Linked DNA regions of Mus musculus: all the other regions are linked to region 3. A link is a loop called in an ENCODE intact Hi-C map of the cell type or tissue named here. Cell type or tissue: left cerebral cortex. All regions are shown on one strand.

Region 1 (2,500 bases), 840 kb after region 3:
ATCTCTTTGTCTCCAAATTCTACATTCGGCCATAATTTCTTCACTCATCAATATCTTGTTCCTTCAGCTTTAACATGATAATAAATGCCACAAAACACATTTTCGCACCTTGCATTGTTCCTGTTACTTTGAAGATGGTTTCTTTGAGAGGAATTCCCTTTTGTATTCATCCTGGCTAACCTTGCTCTGCCTCCATCTCTGCCTTGGGTAAACTGTACTACAGAATGGACTGCCTTCTACATCTCTAAACTCTGGGGATGGTGGGTTTGACTTTGTGAACCAGAAGATAGAAACCTTTCAAACCTTGAAACATGATCCTGCCCTTCCAAGGTTTAATCCAAAGCCATCGTCTGTAAAGACCATTCTGCTGGGGTCCAGCTGGCATCTGCTTCTGCAGAAGCAGTTCCTGTCGCAGATGCCTTTCCAGGTAGAAGAGTTTACACAAACTTCTCACTGCTAATGCCTAGCACCTTCACATTCCATACACTGACTTTAAGCCTCTGCCTGGAATTTCATGACGCCTTCAAGATAGATCTACTAGCAATATTTTGTGTGTATTTTTATGTATGTATATGTGAGGGGGTTCACTCTTCAAGAAATGCTCCCCCTTTTCCTAAATTTACCAATAGACTCCTTAAAACACAGGAGTCTAAAGTCTAGTGAAACAAGGCTGGGATACCTGCACAAAGACAGACATAAAGTTATGGGTATAGTTTTTCATACTTTGGGATGTACTAAGCATCTACAATACATTGTCCTGAGTCACTAAAGGAAGAAACTGGAGCCAGAGGAAAGGTGGGAACATGTAGCATGGCTGACACATGAGCCTCTTGGCTTTTCTTTCTTTCTCAATAGACTTGGGTTTATTGGCAAGCACTATTTGCCAACATGGCAGGATCTATGATCACAGGTGCATTTTTGGCCACTATGAGTTGGCCAAACCTACCTGTCAGTAAACATCTACATGACCTCAAAGCAGGGTCTCTTTGGGGATCAGCATTAGCGTGAAGTAGGATCCTGGCTCCTGGTAGAAACTGAGACATGGTGGCCTAGTTTGAATGAGGTATGTGCTTTATAAGTGTGAACTGCCACCACCATCTAGTGGCAGTGGTTGGAAGTTAGTCACAGAGTGAATGTTTCTGGTTCATGATCCTTCACTGTTCACAGGATTTCCCCATTCACTGGGAGTGTTTCACGACTCATAAAATATCATTTAATAAAAATAAATATTATGGCCCTTGTGTTCTGCAATAGAATGTACATAATATTTTAGATAATAGTCAAAATTCTTAGGTATTTAAGATGCTGGCTCATATATACATGAGCCATACTAGTTTTAGTCATTTAAGCACAACACAGATATCAGCCAGTTTGCTCTAGAGAACCCCACTGTCCTCAGTATTTATCCATGGCACCTGCATGTTCTCTGGTTGGATTACATAGCCTCATTTATTTATCATAAATTTTGATTGGTTTGTAGTGCTTAGCATTTCACAAATTATGTCACTTCACATACTATCAACAACGAAAAGGTTTTAATAGCTGCAACTGGGAGTTTAGAAATAAAGAACATAACCCCATGTAAAAGTATGTTGCTTCAGCATGCATGCAATCAGGTGTTACAGATTTAATAAAAACTTCTAAAAGTCAACTTAATACTGCCTCTCCCATATTCCATAATAGATACTCTCTTTATTATTTTTGGGTGTGTTTGAATGAATATTACTCTATTGAATCTATTTTTCACCATGTTCACTGTTTTCCTTTTTCCTTTTAGAGGCACAGCAAGCAGCTTTCCTACAGGAGCATGCTGGAGCCTCCATGTCTGGGGTGGCTGAGCTGATCTTTTGTAGTTTACTTTCTATTGTTATCGAGCCTCTCTCTAAATTGCCATCATAATATCTCAATGAAGTTAGGATAAAATCCATTCACCTCAATCCAAGCAGAAATATCTAAAAGTGCTTCTTCCTTCCTTCCTTCCTTCCTTCCTTCCTTCCTTCCTTCCTTCCTTCCTTCCTTCCTTCCTTCCTTCCTTCCTTCCTCACCAATTCACTGCCCTGGGCTCCCGGACTCCACCCCATTCCCTATCCATGTCAATGACAAGATAGGTGAATTGATATTGTCTCCCCGAAGCATGTCCAGCTCTTCTGGCCTCAGGGTCCTCATTTATCTTGTCCTCAGAACTAGAAGGGCATCCAGAAGCCATATCCCATGAGTAGTTAGCTCCCAGCCTCATCCTTAGAGGAGGATTATGGCTAAGTCAGGTGCTAGCTCCCCAGTATTTCTTCTGGTGGTATTAGGTAAGAACCAAACTACAGACATCGTCTGTCTCTAGGTTTGTATCTGCACTCACCAGACCCTGACCATGATGTGGCGTGTATGTGTGTGTTCCAGTCCACACAAGTCCAGGGTCAAAAATATGTAAGAAAAGCGGGGCTGCACTAGGTTAGGTGAATCAAAACGTCTTCTTTTACATCTGTGGATGATAGCAGAGTTCGGG
Region 2 (2,500 bases), 840 kb after region 3:
GGCTTCGGCACATGGTCATCTGACTCTACCACTGCAGAAGCATGTGGCATGGGCATCTGTTCACCTCACAGCAGACAGGGATCAGAGAGAAGGACAGAGAGAAAATGGTGGGGATAACGGATACCCTGCCAGTGTACATCCCAAAGACTTGCTTCCTCCAATCAAGTCTTGACTTCCATTTCTCACCACCTCCCAACAGTCCATTGAATAAGGAATTCATCCAAGGATTAACTCATAGAGTAGGTCCTTGTGGTCATAATTCATCACTAAATCTGTCTTCTGAACTTTGCTTTGAGGGTAAAGCCTTCAACACGGAGAACATTCAAACCTCAATCCTATAGTTATAGCTAGCAGTATCTGGTATCTCTCCAGGGAATACTTAGGGTTGACCATTGAATCACAATACATTGGACTCTCCATGTAGCCACACATGACTTTCTGAGAGCCGGCATAAAGCAAACATTTGATAGGATGCATTCCTCTGATGTTAAATGAGAGAATGTTGGCACTTCAGTTGAATCCCACCCAGGCTCACAACACTTAATCCATAGCACAGCTATCAATATAGCAACATTCTAGATTTTAATCTGTACTATTCAATACATGCACATAATTCCTGATGGTGCTCATGACACCCAGTGACACAGACACAGGGACTATTTGCAGTATCAAATTCCTAACTGGGTTCACAAACAAGAAATGTTTTTAAAAAGAACACCTTTGTTATGTGGGGAGGTAGACATGTTTGCATGGGTGTATGTTAGATGATTGGTTTTATCATTTATTGACAACTCTCAATTAAAACAAAGACCTCCACAAGATCGAGGGCTCTTCCCTCACTGATGACCGACTAGGCCATCCTCTGCTACATGTGCAGCTAGAACCATGAGTCCCACCATTGGTTGGTGGTTTAGTCCCACGGAGCTCTGGAGGTACTGGTTAGTTCATATTATTGTTTCTCCTATGGGGTTGCAAACCCCTTCAGCAACTAGCTCCTTCATTCAGCTAAGGCCAGGAAGCTGGAGTTGGTGGGTTGGTGAGCAGGGGAAGGGGGGAGCTGGTGGGTGGTTTGGAGGGGAAGCCAGGAAAGAGGATAGAATTTAAAGTGTAAATGCAGAAAATATCTAATAAAAAAGAATTAAAAATGAAATTTTACTTAAAACAAACAAACAATCAGAAAACAAAGACCACTTCCCTCCTACTAGAAAAGTCCTATTACAGATAGGAAAGACTTTAGATATTCTAGTGACCACAGATCTGCAAAAGTGGGTACCCTGTATATCTTCTGTCAAAAATCAAAATAATAATTTTACTTCTCTGAAGGGTAACTATAAGCTTACACTTGGTGACACTTGTCACAGCCAGCTTTTCAGTTCCAAGTCAGTGCTCAGTGTCTGACCTCAGATTGGTGCCAGCAATGTAAAAATACATTTCTCCCTTCTCCCATCCTGCCAAGGGCTTCTGAGCTTAGTTGACAGCCACCCACCACTTCACCATTCAGTGGGGGAAACACACAAAAACAATTACTAGCTTAGTAATGAGGTGTCTCAGATGTTTCTGAGATATCTCTCAGGGGACTGCTGCACTGAACAGAACCCATATCCATTGTGCAGAGCGCCCTCCATTGTAAATCTATGTGTTGTTGGGAAATACAGGATACCAGGGTCTGTCAAAAGTAGAGAGCAGCTACCTGCACAGTCAGTTACTATGAAGAGAGCAACATTGTGTAGAATACTATGTACAACTGAGCTTCCATAGCGGCAAGTGCACTTTGGATGTGTCACGCAGTCTACATTCATTATGAAAATAATGAGTTGATTATTTGGAAACATATTAGGAAAATATTCTTGTCAATTTTATGACATAAATAATATTAAAATTATAGGATTGGTGACTTGGAGAAAGTTATGCTCATATCTTAGAAGAATAAGATCCTCTTTTAGTTATGGCTCTCCATTCTCTAACATCCTCACAGAATAACAAACTCTACAATGGATCCTTGGTCCTTGGGACAGTCACATATTCAATAGCGTTTATTGGACCTTAGTATTTCCATCCCTGAGAATGGAAGTCAAATTTGGTTTTAGACATTGTTGTGATTTAAAATGTCATTTAATAACATGTTTTTTTGTCTTATTGAGGGCCCCTAAGAAGTGTTATCTGTTGGGTCACAATAAGAAACAAACAAACTGTATGAAGTTGACCTTTATCTGATTATACACAAAAATACCATTTTTATAATCCTCTCTTTTCACATTCATATCGTATCGAATGTGAAATCTTATCATCCATTTGATGGCACTGGGAAGTGGGATCTTTGAGAGGTGATTGAGCTGCCGCATTGAGCCTTTATGAATAGAATGAGTCCCCGTAACAGGAACCCAAGAGACCATCCCAACCTCTTCTGTAACACAGCTAGAAAACTACCTATGAACCAGGAAGCAAGCTTTTAATCCATGCAAATTCAGTTGGGTGTTATGTCTTGCTAAACTCTATAAAA
Region 3 (2,500 bases):
TTAGCAAGTTTGTTATTGATATGGAAAAGCTAATGGTGTCTTCTTGTTGGTTTTGTAGCCTAGATTGTTGAAAGTGTTTATTAGATTTAAAAGCTTTCTGGTAGAGTTTTTAAAGTCTTCTAAGTATAGGGCTGCACCATCTGAAAGTAGGAATAATTTGACTTCTTCCTGATTTTTTAAAATCATCTGTATTTCTTTCTCCTGTCTCTAACTAACTGTTGAGCACTCTATTGAGTAAGACCAGCGAGAAAGGGTACCTTCACCACACTCATGATTTGGGTAGAAATCTTAGTTTTTCCATATTAAGTATAATGTTGGTTATATCTTTGTCACATACAGCTTTAATATATTACAATATGTTCCTTATATTCCTAGCTTCTTTGGTGGCTTTTATCAAGGTATGTTGATCTCTGCAAAGCCCCATTTTGCTTCTATTGAGATAATTTTGGAATTTCTTTTTACCATGATCCTATTTATGGCTTTGCGTTGTATTTATTGATTTGTTTGGTGCAGCACTTTTCTCCATGTAATGAATTCAGCTTGGTCTTGGTGTATCATCTTTTACATGTGTTCTTGAATTAGTTTTATAAGTATTTATTAAGAAAATGTGTGCCCTTATCCATCAGAAAACTGATCCCTCTCTTTCCCTCCCTCCTTTCCTCCCTTCCTCCCCCCTTTCTCTCTTTCCCTCCCTCCTTCCCTTCCTTCCTCCATTCTTCCCTTCCTCCCTTCCTCCCTTCCCCTTCTGCTCTCTCTCTCCCTGCCTTCCTTCCTCCTCCCTCCCTTCTTCCCTCCCTTGATGTGTGTGTTTGTGTGTGTGAGTCCTTGTGTTCTTTCAGCATGGAGGAAATGCTGGATCCCTAGATTGAGTTTGGTCATGCTCCTTCCCTTTCTAGTTTGTGGAAAAGCCTGAGAAGTATTTCAGTTAGGGCTCCCTTAAAGACTCCATAGAATCTGGCAGGGAGTCTGTCCAGTATGAGATTTATTTCCTTTAGGGTGATATTTTTATATTACTGCTTTGATCATATATATATATATATATATATATATATATATATGTATATATATATATATATATATATATATATATATATCCAGGAATAATTTATCCATTTTGCCCATATTTTCCAGTGTCTCCCAATTCGATTTTTCAGAGTCTTCCCTAATGATCCCTGGATTTTATGATTTAATGATCCTTTGTAATTTGTTGTAATAATCCTAATAAACCAGGCCCAGAAAGGCAAACACAACATTTCTTCTCACGTTTAGGATATAGATGTAAACTTTTATATATGTGCATCTTGTGGGGGGCGGCAATAGGGGGCCCTGAAAGGAGAAGAGGAGATCTTGGGGGAAGAAGCATCAGCAAGAGGGGAATGTGCACACAGAGGCTTGGAACAGTGGGTGGATCCATCTGGAGCAAAGAAACAGACTGCATTCACTACTCTTCTATTGCTGTAGGAAAACACCAGGAACAAAGCAGCTTAAAGAAGACGGGGTTTCTTCGAGCTTACAATTCCAGAGGAGTAGGATTCCATCACAGCTGGGAGACATGATAGTGGGAGCAGGAAGGTGAGAACTCAGATCCTTTACTGTAAACACTGAGTGGTATGAGCCACTAGAGATCTTAAAGTTCTCAGAGTCCATCCTAGTGACATACTTCCTACAGCTGTGCCTCCTAAACCACAAGCTAGGGACCAAGTACTCAAATGCCTGAGCCAATGGGATAGAGTCTCAACTCAACCATTAGAGGGACTATTAGAAAGGAGGGAGGGGAACAGCAGTGGGAAAAGGATGCATAAAAACACACACACATACACACAACACACTCACACACATACACACACTCACACACACACATTCATATACACACACATATACACACACATTCATATACACATACTCACATATACACACACTCACACACATACACACTCACACACCCATTCATACACACACACATATACTCATACACATATACACATGCACACATATACACACACACATACACACACGCTCACATATACACACACTCACACACATACACACACATTCATATTCATACATACCCTCATACACATACACACACATACACACCCATACATACTCAAACACACATATACACATACACACTCACACATACACTCACACACACATACACACATGCACACATATACACACATATACACACTTATACACACATATATATATACACATGGACATACACACACACACACACATATACACACATATACATGCATACACACAGACACACACGAACAAGCTATAATGTCGTTCATTACTTTGTATTCTATCTTCCTATCCTCACAAATTAATTTAAAGAGGAGAAAAGACAGAATAATATTTAATATGTAAGAAAAAATCATGGCTGAAAAAGCAGACACTTGTAGATAATAGTGAGATGTGTGAATTCGTCCCGTTTGTGGGATAACAGTCTGCTAATCCATTTAGAACTCTCCCAAAACAGGGTGTCAAGAAA

The links. A loop is a pair of places that touch in the nucleus more often than their neighbours do. Peaks named below come from ENCODE experiments on the same cell type or tissue, not always from the same donor. Only the 100,000 strongest peaks of a DNase experiment are listed, where the experiment ranks them.
Region 1: it touches region 3 in a loop (2.8-fold over the local background); 3 of 42 quality-filtered maps call a loop at or near these places.
Region 2: a loop joins it to region 3, with 3 times the contacts of the local background. A loop is called at or near these places in 3 of 42 quality-filtered maps.

Annotation. Positions count from the first base shown.
Region 1 is chr8:16,325,311-16,327,810 of GRCm38, forward strand. All of the region lies in intron 10 of Csmd1 (CUB and Sushi multiple domains 1), which reads right to left. Among named protein-coding and RNA genes, the nearest start is that of Gm16347, 110 kb to the right of the region's middle. In left cerebral cortex, a CTCF peak has its summit at 1,115 (motif pointing left); a DNase peak (open chromatin) is centred at 1,089.
Region 2 is chr8:16,333,207-16,335,706 of GRCm38, forward strand. All of the region lies in intron 10 of Csmd1 (CUB and Sushi multiple domains 1), which reads right to left. Among named protein-coding and RNA genes, the nearest start is that of Gm16347, 99 kb to the right of the region's middle. In left cerebral cortex, no CTCF peak of the experiment used is centred here; a DNase peak (open chromatin) is centred at 1,503.
Region 3 is chr8:15,489,523-15,492,022 of GRCm38, forward strand. No RefSeq gene overlaps it. Among named protein-coding and RNA genes, the nearest start is that of Gm46033, 40 kb to the right of the region's middle. In left cerebral cortex, no CTCF peak of the experiment used is centred here; a DNase peak (open chromatin) is centred at 1,473.